Linked DNA regions of Homo sapiens: regions 2, 3, 4, 5 and 6 are each linked to region 1. A link is a contact called in ENCODE Hi-C or POLR2A ChIA-PET data. All regions are on one chromosome and are shown on one strand. The core of a region is the stretch at or near the end of the contact, and the rest is flanking DNA. Distances in the headings are between cores, read along the strand shown.

Region 1 (2,557 bases), core at 43-2,542:
GGTGGAATGCCTTTGGTAAGCAGGTATCCAAAGACAATAGCATAGGTCATACTGAAACCTATGTCCCAGGATGTAAGATGTTATGAGTATAAACCCTGATTCCTCTGAAGACATTGGAGAGATGCAACCGTCATCCTTGTAGTACCCGAAACATGGTATTCTGGGAGGTTGGGATTGAGGGGATGGAAAAGGGCCATTTGTCGTGGACTCTTCCTTTGATGAACTCATTTGGAATTACTATAGAAGACACCATACCCCATGGATACACGGTTTCCTGCTCCGGCCCCTCCTCTGCTAGCTTGGCTACTCAAAATCCAACTAATATTGACTGAATGTCTGCATGCCTGCTATGTATCTGGAACTCCTGAGGCACACTCGGGTCTTACTTCATTGAATCTTCAAAACTGTCCAGCAATTCAGAGACTCTTACCACAGTTTACGGTTGTGAAACTGAGGCTCAAAGCAGTTTGGGACATTAGTCCTGGACTTGCAGCTATTGAGAGGACAGGGTTCAAACCTAGCTTCACCCAAGGCCAAGTCCAGTGCTCTTCCAAGCCCCCTCCATGAAGCTTTCCAGAGAAATCCTAGCTGTGCCCAGCCATTCTAGATACTGTCCGGGAGGACACCTTAGAAGCTTAGGACAGCCTGGGTGATTCAGCCTAGAAGAACACACTAGGAGAATGGTGAGAGACCTGTGTTCTTGTCCGTTCTAATTTTAACCCGGTAGGTCCCTTCTCTAGATGTAGTTTTCTCATCTGTAAAGCTGAGAGAGTGGCTTTCTAAACCACTTCCTGTTCTGCATCTCCTCCCCATGACTGCCTGTGTACATCTGAAAGCAATGGTTCTGGGGCCTGAGTCTCAGTCTGATGTGTTTACATGTCCCTGGTTTCTTTCGGCCTGTTCCCCAAGAACGGTCTCCAGGCCCGCGCCCTCAGTGCCCCTGAGCTGCAGCTGCTTGCCTGGCCTCCCAGCCCCAACTGCACCTGTCCAGCCCGTGCTCTGGGGAAGTTAGCAAGGAATCAGGACCCTGGAAGGTGGCACAGGCTCAAGGTGGCTGCAGAGGAGGCAACTACAAGTGCTGCTGAGGGACCTCCTCCCGGCAGCCCTCCAGAATTACTGCTCCCCAAAGTAACTCTCAGGTTGTTTTAATGAAAGATAAATGCATGCTACCCTGTGCTCAGTTTTTATTTTCTAGAATGTGTGGAACAGTGAGGGAATTGTAACATCTTTTTTGTTTTGTTTTGTTTTTGAGTCAGAGTCTCACTCTGTCACCCATGCTGGAGAGTGCAGTGGTGCGATCTTGCCTCACCGCGACTTCCGGCTCCCGGTTCAAGTGATTCTCCTGTCTTAGTCTTCCGAGTAGCTGGGATTACAGGCAGGCACCACCACGCCCAGCTAATTTTTGTATTTTTAGTAGAGACAGGGTTTCACCAAGTTGGCCAGGCTGGTCTCAAACTCTTGACTTCAGGTGATTCATCCACCTCGGCCTCCCAAAATTCTGGGATTACAGGCGTCAGCCACCACACCCGGCCTGTAACATCATTTTTTAAAAATCAAACACACAGTGAGGTGGTGTCACAACTCCTCAGATGGCTGAGAATTGTTAGGAAATGCAACCCTGTGGCTCAGACTCCACACTCAACTGCTCTCTGGAAGCATCACCTGTGCCCAACCTCACCTCAGTAGCGGAGAATTGCTGGATCAGTATACAGACTAGCGGAGTGGTTGGGAGAGTAGGAGCCGCTCTGAAGGGATCAAGCCTCAACTGGATGCAGGAATTCCGGTGGTTTATTAGCAAGAGAAGGCACTTGGAGGTGCAAGGAGTGCAATACTGAACAAAACAGCCACAGTCCTTACCCTCGTGGAGCTTAGAGTTGTCAGGGAAGGATATGGACAGTAAACAGGTAAAGTAATAAATATATATGTAATCTAAAATTGAGAAAATGCTACAAAGGTCAGAAGCAGAGTGTGTGATGGAGAATAAGGGTGTTTTTGGGTTGGAGAGAGGGACTTCCACTGAAGCAATGTTGTCAAGGATGATCCATTTGAAGGGGTAACATGTAAGCTGAGAGCTGAAAGTCAAGGAATCAACTGGGCTACAAACTGGAAAAAGAGCCAGAGGCAAGGCCAAAGGCCCCAAAAGAGGGTTCAGCAAACATTCGGTGCAGGGCCAGATAGTAAATACCTTTGGCTTCATGGTCCATCAATCTCTGTCATGCCTGTGTTCCAATAAAACTTTATTTATAAAACAGAAGCAGGAAGTATTCTGCCAATTCCTGCCCTGAAACAATAAAGCATGCATTGTGTGTTAGGAAAGAATGAGGCTGGCTAGCCGGGCCAGGGAGGAAGGGGAGGGTTTCAAGGTGAGGTGGAAAAGACAGGAGTGAGGTCATGGAAGGCTTTGTAGAACATGGAAAAGACTTCGGATTTATTGTAAAAAGCCACTGCAGGGTTTTAAAGCAGCCAAGAGACATGACTTGATTTATACTGTGAAAGATTACTCTGGTTACTGTGTAAAGAAAGAACTGGAGAGAGGAAAGGGAGGAGGCAGGAAGAC
Region 2 (2,557 bases), core at 22-2,521, 980 kb after region 1:
CCAGAGCTCATAAAGGCAGACTCCAGCCTGCAAATGCTCTCAGAATAGCATTTGCTCAGAATAGCAGGTGCTCTTAACACCTGGCAGAGAGGGGCCCCATTCTCTTTGGGCATTTTCCATCAATTTGTATCTGCAGACCACATGCATCAGAATCACCTCCAGGGCTTGTTTAAAATTCAGATTCTTGGGTCTCACTCTAGATTTATTTAACCAGAATCTCTGCAAGGGGGGCCCTGAACCTGCATTTTCAATAACCAGCTCAGATGATTCAGAGCTCTTGTCAAGCCTTCTCAGGGTATAACATTTAACCCCGGGGAATACTGGGAGGATGGTTCCGATAAGCCACTCACTGATCCTCCTTTAATGTTTATACAATTTCATTTTTACATCAAAAGATCATTTACCAAACACCTACCTAGTGAGTTATTGAGTTTATTACTATTATTTGGAACTCATAAACTCACATGAGGAATTTTGTCAGGCTTAAAGGGGGTGCCAACCCACTCTTCTGCCCAGAGTTACCTGCAGCAGCAAGCCATCCTGCAGACTTCCATGGGGTAAGTGTCCACAAAAGTCACTGGAAGTCCCCATTGGTAGTCATTTAGAAGGACGCAGTGTAATCAAAGGACCATCACTGTTGTCTTGAATGGGTCGTGATTTAAAATTGCTGGTCTTTTTGGTCTTTAATGATAATTTATATTTGTTTCATCACTATCAATTTGTTTTCTATGGGTGATATGGTTCACCCTACAGTATGTAGGCAAGCAGGTTGGCATCAGTATAAACCATGGCCTACACATTCCTAATAACTAGAACTTAAGGCACGCAGCTTGCTGTTCAAATATAAATAACCTCAAAGCCAAAGCAGATGTGTGTATACGTAATCCCTTCAAAATCTGCATGAGATTGATATTTCATCATAGTAAGCGTGTTCATTTCCCACATGAAATTGTAAAGGCAGTGGCTAGGATAGTGGTGCCAGCAGAGACATTTAAGCAGCCCTGAGCCAGGCTCTGAGCAGAGCTCTTGTCATTTTTCCTTTTTTTTTTTGCTTTGGGAAGAAAAAGATATCTTCCCCTGGCACCCTAGGCCCACCTCCTTCAGGCAGAATTGCCAGTTCCTCTGGCCCCTGCCTCACCCCCTTCCAGAGTTCTCTCTACTTAACTCCACCCTCAGGCTCCACCCTTGAAGGGCACAGCCCAGCTGTACTGAGTTGAGGTTTTTCTGACCCTCAGAAATAAGCAGTTAGCAACATCCCCAGCGCCTGTCTTCTTTCTGCTCTTCCCAGGGGGCCCTTGACTCACCACCAACCCACAGGGGAAACCACAGAGCACAGCAGCCCAGCGCCGACTGCACCTCCCCGGAAAAGTTCCTGGAGGTTCAAGAATGGCTCCTCTATGTTGACTCCCTGTCTCATCTCAGGTGCCATGCTGGACTTTTATATACGGGGTCTTAACCCCCCACCACAGCACAAGCCAGCAAGGTGGGGCTTCATGCAAATGAGGCGGCTGAGGGCCAAAGCAGTGTGGTGGCCACCCCTCACCAAACTGAGCCTGTTCCCAGTAACTACTCCCTTTACCGTCCCATGCTGGAGGCCAGCGCCCAGCCAGCTCCTCTCTGTGCCTTTTTTTTTTTTTTTTTGGTTTTTATTACATCCAATCCCATTTATGTGAATGTGCACAAAAACAGCAAGATCTTGCTGGTTTGGAACTAGGACATACTTAATTTTAAAAAATATTGAGGATTATTTACACATAGTGAAATGCATAGCTCTTAAGTGAACCATTCAATGAGCTCTCGGGTGCAGCTGGACCAAGTTAACAACAAAGCAGTACACAGGGGTTTAGCTAAGAGGCCAGGATGAAGAAACTAGGAAAGGAGCCACTCACCCTCACACAGCTGTACCACCCCAAGTTCCCCTTCGCATTCCCACTGAGGGCCTGCTGACATCCTGTTTAACATGACTGTCAAAACAACTCTTGTTATGCTATCTCAGCCATGTTTATGAGAGCAAAACCACTTGGGAGTAAGCCAAATGTCCATTAAATAAACTACAGTGCCATCCATACAATAGAAAATACCATTGAGAAAGAACATTAATAGACACGGAAAGCTGCCTGTTAAAGGCACCTCATAAAACACCAGTGTTAACAGTTGTTCTGAGTGTCCGGATTATGGGCAACTATTATATTCTTCTTCTGATTTGCCAGTACTTTGTGCAACAAATGTAATAGTAAATAAATTTTATTTGTTGAAGGTGCTTGGCTCTACATTGTTACATCTGGAGGAACAGGGTGTACACAGGAAGTGTAGAAACGCTACAACAGCAATCTCCCTGACAGAACTGAGATGAGCAGCGGGGAACGCCTACATGCCCTAGGACAGGAATCTGTGGCTGGCTTTCTCTGGTTCAGAAGGTCTTACTCTGTGCAAGAGCTTGCACACATATCTCATCATTTGGAGGAAACTAACTGGTTAGCACCCCAGGCAAGGCTGGCTGTTCTCACTGCCCCTTCCATGTGGTTTACTGCCTCTATGGTTTTGTTCTTCCCACTCC
Region 3 (2,557 bases), core at 17-2,516, 920 kb after region 1:
CTCTGGCCCCTCCCTACCCACAGCTCTGAGGGACTGCCTTTGGGAGGTGACAGCAGCCTTGCCATGCGCTGTGCTGAAGGGAAGATAAAAATAGGCTGGAGCCATCCCTGGGAAGGGAAGGATGGACAGAGGGATGTAGGAAGGAGGGGAGTAGTGCGGGCTGCAGGCTTCACCTGAAGTGGGAATGCTTAGGCTTCCCGGGCTCCAGTGAGGAGCTGGCTGTGCCTGCGTGCCAGGGAGGGAGGGAGGGAGGCAGGGAGCGGCCAGGTGCAGAACGGCTGGATGGCTGACAGCTGGGTCATCTGGCCTCACGACTTGCCAACTGTTTGACTCTCTCCTCTCTGAACCTCAGTTTCCTCCCCTGGAAGTGAGAACGATACTCCTCGCGCTGCCTGCCTCAGAGCGTGTCGTGAGGGTGACATGAGATAATGACATGAACATCTTACCGTCTGCAGCAAGCACTGAACTTCGAGTTGGAGGCTAGGGGTCGTGTCTCATGGGTGGTATTGGCTGAGTCACTTAACTCCTAGAGTTTGCGTGAACATCTCCGAGGGAGGGTTGATGATGCCCCTGCCCACTGGGCAGAGCAGCCTCTGAAGCACTTTCCTGGGCCTTGTCTCTGAGCCGAGACAGGACACCTGTGTTCAAAAGAGAAGGCAAAATCTAGTTCACACCAGGCCCTCGATGACGCACCCATCAGGAACTATCCTCAGGATGGCACCTGGAGATACTGGGCCAGCTCTGCCCCTTCCTGAGCCTCAGTTTCCCTATCTGTAAATCAGGAAGTTGGACCATTGATGGCTAAGCTCCTCGTAGCCTCATAGGTCTACGCCACAGGAGCAGGGGGAGAAGGCTCAGGTGTTAGTTGAGCTGTATATTCATTGAGCAGCTGACAGATCTTGGAGAAAATCACATGGCAATGGGAATGCTTGGAAGCACTTCATTTACCAAAGACAGAGGAGCTGAAAATGGAGTAGTACTGGCATCCGGGTAACCAAAGGAGGGTTTGACCTTCCTTTGTTTGTTAGAATTCTCTTACAGCCACCAGGGAAACATTACAGGGGTCCTCCAGGAAGCTTTAGGGCAGCAAGTTTTCCCGACCGTCTGATCCCATCCCCCTACCCCCTGTGGCAGTGCCTCCACACGTCCTAAATATGTACCCCACTGGGTGTTCACTAGATGCCACAGGGTGGGGGAAAGGCTTTTTAAACCTAGCTCCGTTGGCTCCATTCATCCTCATCCCCCACCCCATCGATGCCTGCTACTTAGTCTGAAATGACAGCCTTTGAAAGTGAAAGCCAACTCGGTGCAGTGGTTCATAGCACTGACTCCAGGGCTACCTTCCTGGACTTGAGTCCCAGCCCATTGCTTACCAGCTGGGTGACCTTAGACAAGTTCCTTTATCTGTTTGTATCTCTGGTTACTCCTCAGAGAAGTGGGGCTGATATTAGTGTCTAATGACCCTACACAGAGTCATCGTGAGGATTAAAGGAATGAATGATTATAAAGTACTTAGGTCAGTGCTGAACACCTTTTGAATGCTATTGTTATTTTTATGGGCCAGTGGTATTCAAAGTGTGGCCCTTGGACCAACAGCATCAGAATCTCCTGGGAGCTTGTTAGAAATGCTCTGCGCCAGACCTACTGAATCAGAAACTTTGGGGATAGAGTCCAACCATCTGGGTTTTAAGAAGCCCTGGGGGGATTCTGATGGAGGCTAAGTCAGGACCCCTGTTAAAGACAGTCAGAGCTTCTTAAGTCTGACTCACTCACAAGGCAGTTGCCTGATGATCTTGCCTGGTCTCTAGCCTCCCTCTGTGAGGCAGGGCAGGCTTTTTCCTAATGATTTGGTTTCCCATTCGATGGTGGCAATGAGCTTTGGGTCCCCAGTGTGTGTCACCTTGGAACCCTTGTGCTATGGGGAGCCAGGATGGTTGGTCACTTTAGTACCCAAGAAAGGGCTCCTACCTTGGTGCCAGAGGTATGCCACGGGGGAGTGGCAGGAGGAGAGGCTGAGAACCCTGCTCAGACTCAGAATGGGAAAGCCTAACACCTCCATCTTCATGCGACTGCTGCTGCTCATGGGCTGTGTGCCCTTCGACAAATCACTTGACTTCTCTGAGCCCCACTTCCTTATCTCTTGTCTTCCTATTTTATGTAAGAGGAGCCTGAGACACAGAGGTAAGACCTACTGGGGCTCTGGGTGTCAGTGAATGTATAGACTATTGGTCCACCCTCCTACTTCAGCTCCTACTGGATCCACAGCTACTTGGGATTGAGCAGAACAACTTCTCTGGGGCTCCTGTAACCAGTCTGACCTAAAGCAGCTTAGTGCTAGATAACCAAGATGCGGGTGGCCAGAGTTCCAGTCACATCCTAAGGAAGAAACCCCTTGTGGTTTCAAGAGTTGGGAATTTTGTGCTGCAGCTGATTACAAAGGAAAGAGCCTGAGTGAGAACAAGATGTTTTTATAACAAGAATTGCAGATTTCTTCCAGACCAGTGACAGGCATGGTCTGAACCATCATCAGTATCTACTTTTTAGTGTTTCATTGTTT
Region 4 (2,557 bases), core at 41-2,540, 880 kb after region 1:
CTATATGTTAGAAATTAGCTTAGTGGTTACCCTTGAGGTCGAGCGATCTATCACCAAACCAATTATACCACTGATAGTTACATCAATTCCATTCCTTTTCTACTGCTTGTTTTGATGGTCAGGAGAGAGATTTACAAGGGAGTTTGAAAAGTGGGAGAATCAATTCATTTAAACAAGGCTTTATTGCATGCTTCCCCATGGGCCAGGCATTGCCCTAGATGGTAGGGGTACAGGATGGATTAGACAGAATTTCTGCCCTCGAGGAAGTCACAGTCCAACGACCAGGCTCACACTCTAGAAAGGGCCCTCACTCTTCAGCATGAGGTGCCCACTCTGTGAAATGGCCAGTACCTAACTCATCCAAGAATTCTCCCCCTAGAAAGTCAAAGACACCCCTCACCCTATCAGGCCTGGAAGATGTACCCAGGCTGAAACACTTAGGTACCACCCACCAAAACATTGTCACCCTGTGCCTCCATAGGAGAGGGTTATAAGCTGAACTGAGAGCCGACTACCTCGCTCTGGAGTCCTCCAGAGCTTTGAGGAGTGATTTCCAGTGCCCATAGGCCAGCAGACCACTCAGACAAGGGCAATTTCGAGATTTCTAATCTAGGCAAGGGCCGTGCCAAGCACCACACTGACAGCTATCATTTGAGGCAATATTTCACTCTTATAGTGTGGTCACCGTCCCAGTGTGTTTTTCACATCTAATTTCATACAGGAAGTCAGCCCAGCCTCACTGCTTATCAGAACAGAGAACAGTCGGCCTCCTTGACTCTGAGGATCCCATAAGGCCTCAGTGATAAGCTGGCTGCCCCCAGATTCCTTCTCATCAGGAGGCTCAGGAGACAACTGGGATGGCCTATGTTCTGGGAAATGACAGCACCTAGCAGCATCAGTAACTCTACCAAATGACTTCGAGAGAAACCAGAGCTGGAGGGACCTCAGAAATTACCCAGGCCCAAAGATACTCCCATCTTTTTTTTTAAATGAGGAGATTGGGGCCAAAGGGCTGAAGTCTATTCCTCAAGGTCACACTAATAAGTGATGGCAAAACTGAGGACAAAATTGAAATCTCCAGACTCCAGGGTTTTTTCTGTATACACTCACCTGCAAAGCTCAAACCAGGAGAAGCAAATACCATCCTCTCACCTTCTAAACCCAGACCCTGTAGAGTCTCATAGGGCCTCTGGGCTAACTTGGACCCACCCTTGGAACTAAAGAAATTTACCTGCACAGGAGATTTTGCTTCTTTAAGCGCCTGGGCAAGCTCTAATCCCGGTGCAGTCAGAAGCATGCAGCCTGAAACCACCTCTTATATATGGGTCCTTTCTACACATGGTGTTTAGCCAAGAATTTGCGACCCCACCTCCCAGGACCTTGGTTCCTCCCCACTGTGTGTTCTCTGGAAGGGAGTGGAGTACCCAGGGCTTTGCGACTGGATTACACAAATCCAATTATTTCTTTAGAACACCATACAGAGAAAGCCTGTTTCAGTAATGCCTTAATGAGAGAGAGTTAGTCATCTTCTCACTTCCAACCCTGGGGAGGGTACTTTCAGGTGTGACCTAGAAAAGCATTTCACTGCAGGAGCACATGATACTGCTTGCTCACCTCCCCACAACTCCCAGGACACCAAAGAACCAAGACAGAGATTCCTGTACATCCCTATGTTTAAACTAACATTGACAGAAGCCTGGAAAGTATTTTCAAGAGGTGGCTGTGGGTTTTCTTTTATGGTTGTCAGAGTCTGAGGCAGCCCTCAGGGATGTTTCCTGCTAAGGAGGAAATCTGTGATTCATTTGTGCTATTGAGATCGCTCCCTCTTCCTTCCCAACCTACTTTCCAAATCCCCCATTTTGGCCATCTGGGACTCAGAACATTGACCTCCCACTGGTTGTCTCCTCACAGTTCACCTTGGGTCCCGTTGCTCCAAATCTGGTTGTTCTTCCCTTAAAGCATTTCTTAGCCCTCCTGTGGTTGCTCTAGACTTCTTCACTCCCTCCCCACCCCCACCCCCAAATCCTTCTCCTAGGTTCCCACCACCACTTGCACAGATTTCCATCATAGCAGCTTAGTTGGTTCCAGCTTGCCTGCCTCCACGCTTGCACACCTAGGATCCCCAGAACCCAGAACCATGCCTAGTACCCAGGAGGTGCTCAATATGTGTCAGTGGAATCAGAGTCCCTTGCCTGTGGAAATCCTCTGTCCTCTTCCTCCCCGCCTGCTTCTTGGCCTCTGCCTTGACTCTAATCTCTCCAACTCAATCATTTTGTGTGATTATCACTCCACCCATTTTATTAGTACTGATAAATTAACTAATATTGATAATAATAGCCAACACGTTTTGAGCACTTATGACATGCCAAGCACAATGCTAAGCACATTGCATGCAGAATCTCATGGAATCTTCACAACTTTGTGAGGTAGTGCTATTATTATCCACATTCTACAAAAAGAAAACGGAGGCACAGCATGGCAACTCGCCCAAGATAACCGCAGCCAGTAAACAGCAGAGATGGGGCTAAAGTCCCAGGGTGTCAGGTTCCACTAACTT
Region 5 (2,557 bases), core at 33-2,532, 610 kb before region 1:
AATAAATTTCAAGTGAGTGCGGGACACCAGACCCTTCCTGTACCTAACTGAAGACTCTTTGCTGACCAATGAAGATAACTTGTTTACCCATGCTCACACAAACCTATGCATTCATTCATTCTCTTTAGTTCAAAGAACCGATTTTCAACTCCAAATAACCAGAACCACATTGTAGCCCTCTTCGTAAGACTTTAAAAACTCTGACTTTTCTTACTTGGAAAACCATACAGTGAATTTCTCCTTGCCCGACATGTAAGTAAGCTTGTCATAAAAAACAACTCTGTGGGATCTTTATTTTATTATTTGACAGTTGTTAAAAGTTGAAGAACTTGGGAATTTTCTGCATCTAAACTCTCTCTCAAAGTGATCTTACCCAGTTTCATGGCTCTAAATATCATCCACATACTACTGTTACCAAATTTGTGTCTTCAGCCCAATCTCTCCCCTGAACAACAGAATACACAGAATATACATCCAACTGCCTGCTCAAAATCTCCACTTTATTGCCCAATAAGCATCTGAAACTTACCATGAGCAAGCCAAAAACCTAACCTCCCTTCCCCTAAACCCCAGGTATTCCCCATTTCAGAAAGTGTTACCAATACTCGCCTGGTTGCTTGGGCCAAAAACCAATGAGGAATCCTTAACTTCTTCCTTTTATTCACACCCCACATCAATTCATCAGCAAATCTTGATGGCTCTACCTGAATTTTACCCCTTCTCATCTTTTCCCATCTCGCATCTCTCCATTATTGCTATGAGCTCAAAGAGGGCCCCCCTTCAGTCTGTTCTCTATGTGGCAGTTAGATTGACACTGCAGCCCCTGAAATAGCTTTCAAATTTCTTGCCATAGCCTAGCCCCTAAAGGCCCCACAGGATCTGGCTCCTGATTCTGTCTCTAACCTCATTTGCAACCATTTTCCCTCATTGCTGGAGCTCAGTCCCACAGGTCTCCTTGCTCTTCCCCGAACTCACCAAGCACATTCCCACCCCAGGGCCTTTGCACTGGCAGTTCTCTCAGCCGAGGAAGCTCCTCCTACTCAGAGGTACATGGCCACTCCCTCTCTCTGTCCAGGTCCCTGTCCATAGGTCAACTTCCCAGAAAGAATTTCCCTGGTCATCCTGCTGAGAGACAACTCATTGTAAGCCACTCCCATCCCTTTGCCCTATTTCTTACACATATATGTGTTCTGTATATTGGTTTATTCATTGTGTACCTCCTGCACTAGTCACTGCTATGTCTCCATGCCTGGCACACAGCAGGCACTCAATAAATATTTGTCAAATAAATGAAATCAGCGCCCTGGAGGAAGGTGTTATCTCTGGCACTTATTAGCTGTTAACTTCAGGCTAAGCACACACTCTGCCAAACCTCAATTTTCTGAAAACGATGACGAGAATAAGAATAGGGCATATTCTAAAAATTCTCAGGGTTTTGTAAGGGCCACATGAGATAATGTGTGCATGACACAGTCTTTCAGTATCAGTCATATCATTCTTAAAATTGTATGCTCCTATCTCTGTTTTAGAATCCAAAATGAGTGGGAGTCTTGGTCTCTTTTCTATATTTAGATCATCTTGTGTCAATAATTACAACGTCCAGAAATCAAAAGTGCTCCCAGAGAGCTGCTTCGCTATTATTCACTAGTTAATCATTAACTTTGCCAAATGTACATGATCACAACTACCCAAATTGCAGCCGATTGGCACTGTGTATTTCCAATCTTTATTTTTACATGTCTCACTGCATGTCTATTTATTCCTAAGCCAATGAACATAATATAATAAATATATCATACTTGTGTCAGTATAAGTAATGAAGAGCTATGCATGTGTGATGGTTATTTACATGAATGCCCCAGGCTCACTGGCAAGCATGTTTTACAAACCTACATCAATAAAATGTAACAAATGCTCCTATTCTAAATGCTCTTTGGAACAGTTCCTACCTTGCCTGTACACGTTTTACTTATTTCTTTTCCTTCCAACAATAAAACAATCAGTGACAGTCTGCTTGTTTTTTCCCTGTTATTTGAAAACACACTTAATAATGCATTCGTTTACAATGATTTTGTGTCACACAAAGCAAAGCTTAATGTGGCCAAATAAATAGTGGTCTGGATGTCAAATCAGGCACAGCTCTCAGAGAGTACAGGGCAGGCCTGTTTTTGGGACTGGCAGCCCAGGGGAAATGGTTTGGGTATTCACTAGGCTGAGCCTGCACCTGTTCAGCAAAAGAAACCTCAGTAAATTTACATGACTCCTAGAGTTAGCGGTGATGGGCGATGTTGTTAATTTAGTCTGAAAAACAGAGATGTGATTTCAGAGAAAGGAGAGAGTTTGCAGATGCACCATTTGTCCTAAACATATAGCCCTCCCCATACCTTCTCTAGGCCTGGAAAATGAGCGGTTTGAACTCACTGCTCGCTAAGGTCCTCTCTGGTTCATACATATTTGTTTCTCTATGGTTTGCTTTCACATTTTCTTCCAGCTGGCTCATTCAGAAGGGAGCTATTAGTGTCAAGGGCGGAATTTGGATGGAATTAAACAGCTCCCA
Region 6 (2,557 bases), core at 20-2,519, 590 kb before region 1:
TGGAAAGTACTGTAGGAAGCCACCAAGTCCAGGTCCCTTCTCAAAGCCCTTGGCAATGACATCTGACCTTTCCTTCACTAGTTCCAAGTGTGTGTGTTTGTTGAGTGGGGGAGGTCACTCTATTTCATGAGTGGCCAGTGCTGACTGATGGAAAAGCCCTCCTCAATTAAAACTCCAGCTTGACCTCTCTCAAACTGTCCTATGGAAAACTAGAGGGAAAACAGCCCATTTCTTCTCCTCTAATCAGGGCTTTATTCACAACAATATGTTCCAACTAGTCTGAAAGTTTACAAACTTATCTTTGAAACAGGTGCTCTTAAGAAAGATCATTTTCATATTCAAATCTAAAAACAAATTTCAGAAACAATTGTCTACAGGTAGGAGACATTAAAAAATAATTGTTTAATGAATGAATGAATGAGTTTACTCACACCAATAAAAATGGAAGTTTCCTTTACTATTGAGTTACCATCAGGATACATCGGTTTTGGAGTGACAGGAGGAGAGCATCTCTTGGACCTCAGAGAGGGGCTGATGTCTCTGTCTCCCTTCCCACCCCATCCTGGGAGACAGGTAGAAGCATCAGTTTACATTTTTATCCCCTCAATGTCCAGCACAGGACCTAGCACAGAGTGAATGCTCAATAAATACTCCAAAGAATTTCCAGTAATGGAAAGAGCCCCAGAGACCATTTGGCCCAATCATTTTCCTCCCAGAAATATAAAAGAGAAACAAGTCAGTAATTTCTTGTGGGTTCCTAGAAAGCCCCTCCCCCACCACCAAATCCAATACCTTTTCATCTGCTTTTGATGCCTAAAGTTCCTTTGATGGAAGTCTAGAGCCTGTCATGGCACACATTGTCAAGCTTTCCCTTCTAAAGTGGCAAGGTCCAAAGGAAAGATAAATTAACCTCAACTCACACTAAGGTATAAAGGACAGTGGGCAGACCTTTCTGGAAAGCTACATAAAACTAACTAGCAACGAAAGAATGAGTCATGTGAATCCTAAATCTCTGCTTCTCTGAGCTAGGTATCATCTAAGCTGATGAGATTGCCTACCTGTCTCCTCTGGGAAAACAAAAAAGCAGTTTGGAAGGGCGGTCAAGTGGACTTCCCTTCTTAAAGGGGTTGCAAGACCCACAACAAGAGATCCACATGGTGCCTTTGATGTGACACTCGTTAGGTGTGGATCAGCTCTCCAGTGCTTTGCAAAGACATCTGTTACCCTGTTAATCACATCCTGGACAAGCTCCAGGATGTCTGAGTCAGGACCCATGGGACACTAGTACTTTTTTAAGAGCCCTTGGTCTACCCTAGAATGACACTTTCTACTCAAGGGTGTGTTGACTAAACTATGAATCAGCAGCCCACACATAGCAAGTGCTCTAAGCATATGGCCCTTGGCAATGCTTCTCAAATGTTAATGTGTGTATGAATCACCTGGTGATCATATTGGAAATGCAGGTTCTGATTAAGTGTCTGGGGTGGAGCCTAAAATTCTGCATCTCTAACAAGCTCCCAGGTGATGAACATGCCGCTGGTCAAACACTATACATTGAATAGGAAGGTTATTTCTAAAATTCACTGGGTGAAAGAAGCCCGTGGGAAGCATGTTGAACAGACACAATCCCAGGTCACCAACCTCAAAGGTTTTGATTCAGAAAAACTGAAATGGGACCATAGTGTATACATATTTAATAGGTATCCCTCAGTGATTCAGAAGAAGGCGCTTAGTCGATGGTACTTTAAGAGATACTAACATATCACTTTTTTTTTTTGAATCACAGTCTCACTCTGTCACCCAGGCTGGAATGCAGTGGCACGATCAAGGCTCACTGCAACCTCTGCCTCCTGGGTTCAAGCGATTCTCGTGCCTCAGCCTCCCAAGTAGTTGGGATTACAGTCGCGAGCCATTACTCCTGGCTAATTTTTGTATTTTTAGTAGAGATGGGGTTTTGCCATGTTGGCCAGCTGGTCTTGAACCCCTGACCTCAAGTGATCCACCTGCCTTGGCCTCCCAAAGTAAGAGATACTAACATATCTCTTGAATGATCATACTGAAGGTGTGTCCTCTGGCCTGTTACAGAAGAGAAATACCTGACATCCACGCCTCCTGACCACTTAGGACAGTGACTGTCAAACTCCAAGGCACATCAAAGTCACCTGGAGGGCTTATTAAAGCTCAAAGAGCTGCCCTCAGTCCCCAGGGTTTCTGATTCAGTAGGTCTGGGGTGGAGCCCAAGAATTCACATTGCTAACCAGTTTTCCAGGAAATGCTAACATTGGTGGTTTGGAGGTCATGCTCTGAGAACCTGTGATATAGATGAAAGGTAACCTTTTAAAAATCACCAGAGGAGCTTTTCAACCCACACTCATTATGAAATGCTTGGGGACACCAACCTATGTCTTTTACAAACAGCACTTCAGTTGCTAAGCACCCACTCAGAGAACAAATACTCCAAAGGAAAGGCCCCTTAATCCTGAATAGATAATAGTTTTAAATAAATATTCTTAGGACCCCAGAGAGACATGTGGGACTGCTGACCAACTAGACCCAG

What was found. A loop is a pair of places that touch in the nucleus more often than their neighbours do. ChIA-PET counts read pairs that join two places held with the same protein, here RNA polymerase II (POLR2A). Pooled maps may share reads with other maps.
Region 2: a loop to region 1 is called in a pooled map, with 12 times the contacts of the local background. The contact joins two enhancer-like sites. A Hi-C loop is called at or near these places in 3 of 37 single-sample maps with no recorded cell type and 6 of 50 pooled maps. POLR2A ChIA-PET finds 5 or more read pairs at or near these places in 1 of 52 experiments (AG04449).
Region 3: a loop to region 1 is called in a pooled map, with 11 times the contacts of the local background. The contact joins two enhancer-like sites. A Hi-C loop is called at or near these places in 7 of 37 single-sample maps with no recorded cell type and 4 of 50 pooled maps.
Region 4: a map with no recorded cell type shows a loop between it and region 1 (13-fold over the local background). The contact joins the promoter of CAPN14 here to the enhancer-like site in region 1. A Hi-C loop is called at or near these places in 1 of 168 maps with a recorded cell type or tissue (HepG2), 13 of 37 single-sample maps with no recorded cell type and 5 of 50 pooled maps.
Region 5: a loop to region 1 is called in a map with no recorded cell type, with 22 times the contacts of the local background. The contact joins two enhancer-like sites. A Hi-C loop is called at or near these places in 2 of 37 single-sample maps with no recorded cell type and 3 of 50 pooled maps.
Region 6: a pooled map shows a loop between it and region 1 (6-fold over the local background). The contact joins two enhancer-like sites. A Hi-C loop is called at or near these places in 2 of 37 single-sample maps with no recorded cell type and 2 of 50 pooled maps.

The regions. Positions count from the first base shown.
Region 1 is chr2:30,336,444-30,339,000 of GRCh38, forward strand. No RefSeq gene overlaps it. Among named protein-coding and RNA genes, the nearest start is that of LINC01936, 8.9 kb to the right of the region's middle. RefSeq lists enhancers at 807-996, 1,377-1,616. Within about 2 kb of position 1,293, at least 9 of the 41 ENCODE cell types and tissues checked have a DNase peak (open chromatin) inside an H3K27ac peak, as active enhancers do.
Region 2 is chr2:31,317,605-31,320,161 of GRCh38, forward strand. No RefSeq gene overlaps it. Among named protein-coding and RNA genes, the nearest start is that of EHD3, 85 kb to the left of the region's middle. RefSeq lists a silencer at 1,182-1,251. Within about 2 kb of position 1,272, at least 20 of the 41 ENCODE cell types and tissues checked have a DNase peak (open chromatin) inside an H3K27ac peak, as active enhancers do.
Region 3 is chr2:31,257,210-31,259,766 of GRCh38, forward strand. All of the region lies in intron 3 of EHD3 (EH domain containing 3), which reads left to right. It overlaps LOC124905983 (a long non-coding RNA gene), which reads right to left. Exons shown (of 4, transcript XR_007086270.1): 2 at 447-638. Among named protein-coding and RNA genes, the nearest start is that of EHD3, 24 kb to the left of the region's middle. Within about 2 kb of position 1,267, at least 2 of the 41 ENCODE cell types and tissues checked have a DNase peak (open chromatin) inside an H3K27ac peak, as active enhancers do.
Region 4 is chr2:31,216,225-31,218,781 of GRCh38, forward strand. It overlaps CAPN14 (calpain 14), which reads right to left and starts at 1,291. Exons shown (of 22, transcript NM_001145122.2): 1 at 1,232-1,291.
Region 5 is chr2:29,722,274-29,724,830 of GRCh38, forward strand. The region is part of intron 1 of ALK (ALK receptor tyrosine kinase); the gene reads right to left. Among named protein-coding and RNA genes, the nearest start is that of ALK, 200 kb to the right of the region's middle. Within about 2 kb of position 1,283, at least 3 of the 41 ENCODE cell types and tissues checked have a DNase peak (open chromatin) inside an H3K27ac peak, as active enhancers do.
Region 6 is chr2:29,746,987-29,749,543 of GRCh38, forward strand. The region is part of intron 1 of ALK (ALK receptor tyrosine kinase); the gene reads right to left. Among named protein-coding and RNA genes, the nearest start is that of ALK, 170 kb to the right of the region's middle. Within about 2 kb of position 1,270, at least 3 of the 41 ENCODE cell types and tissues checked have a DNase peak (open chromatin) inside an H3K27ac peak, as active enhancers do.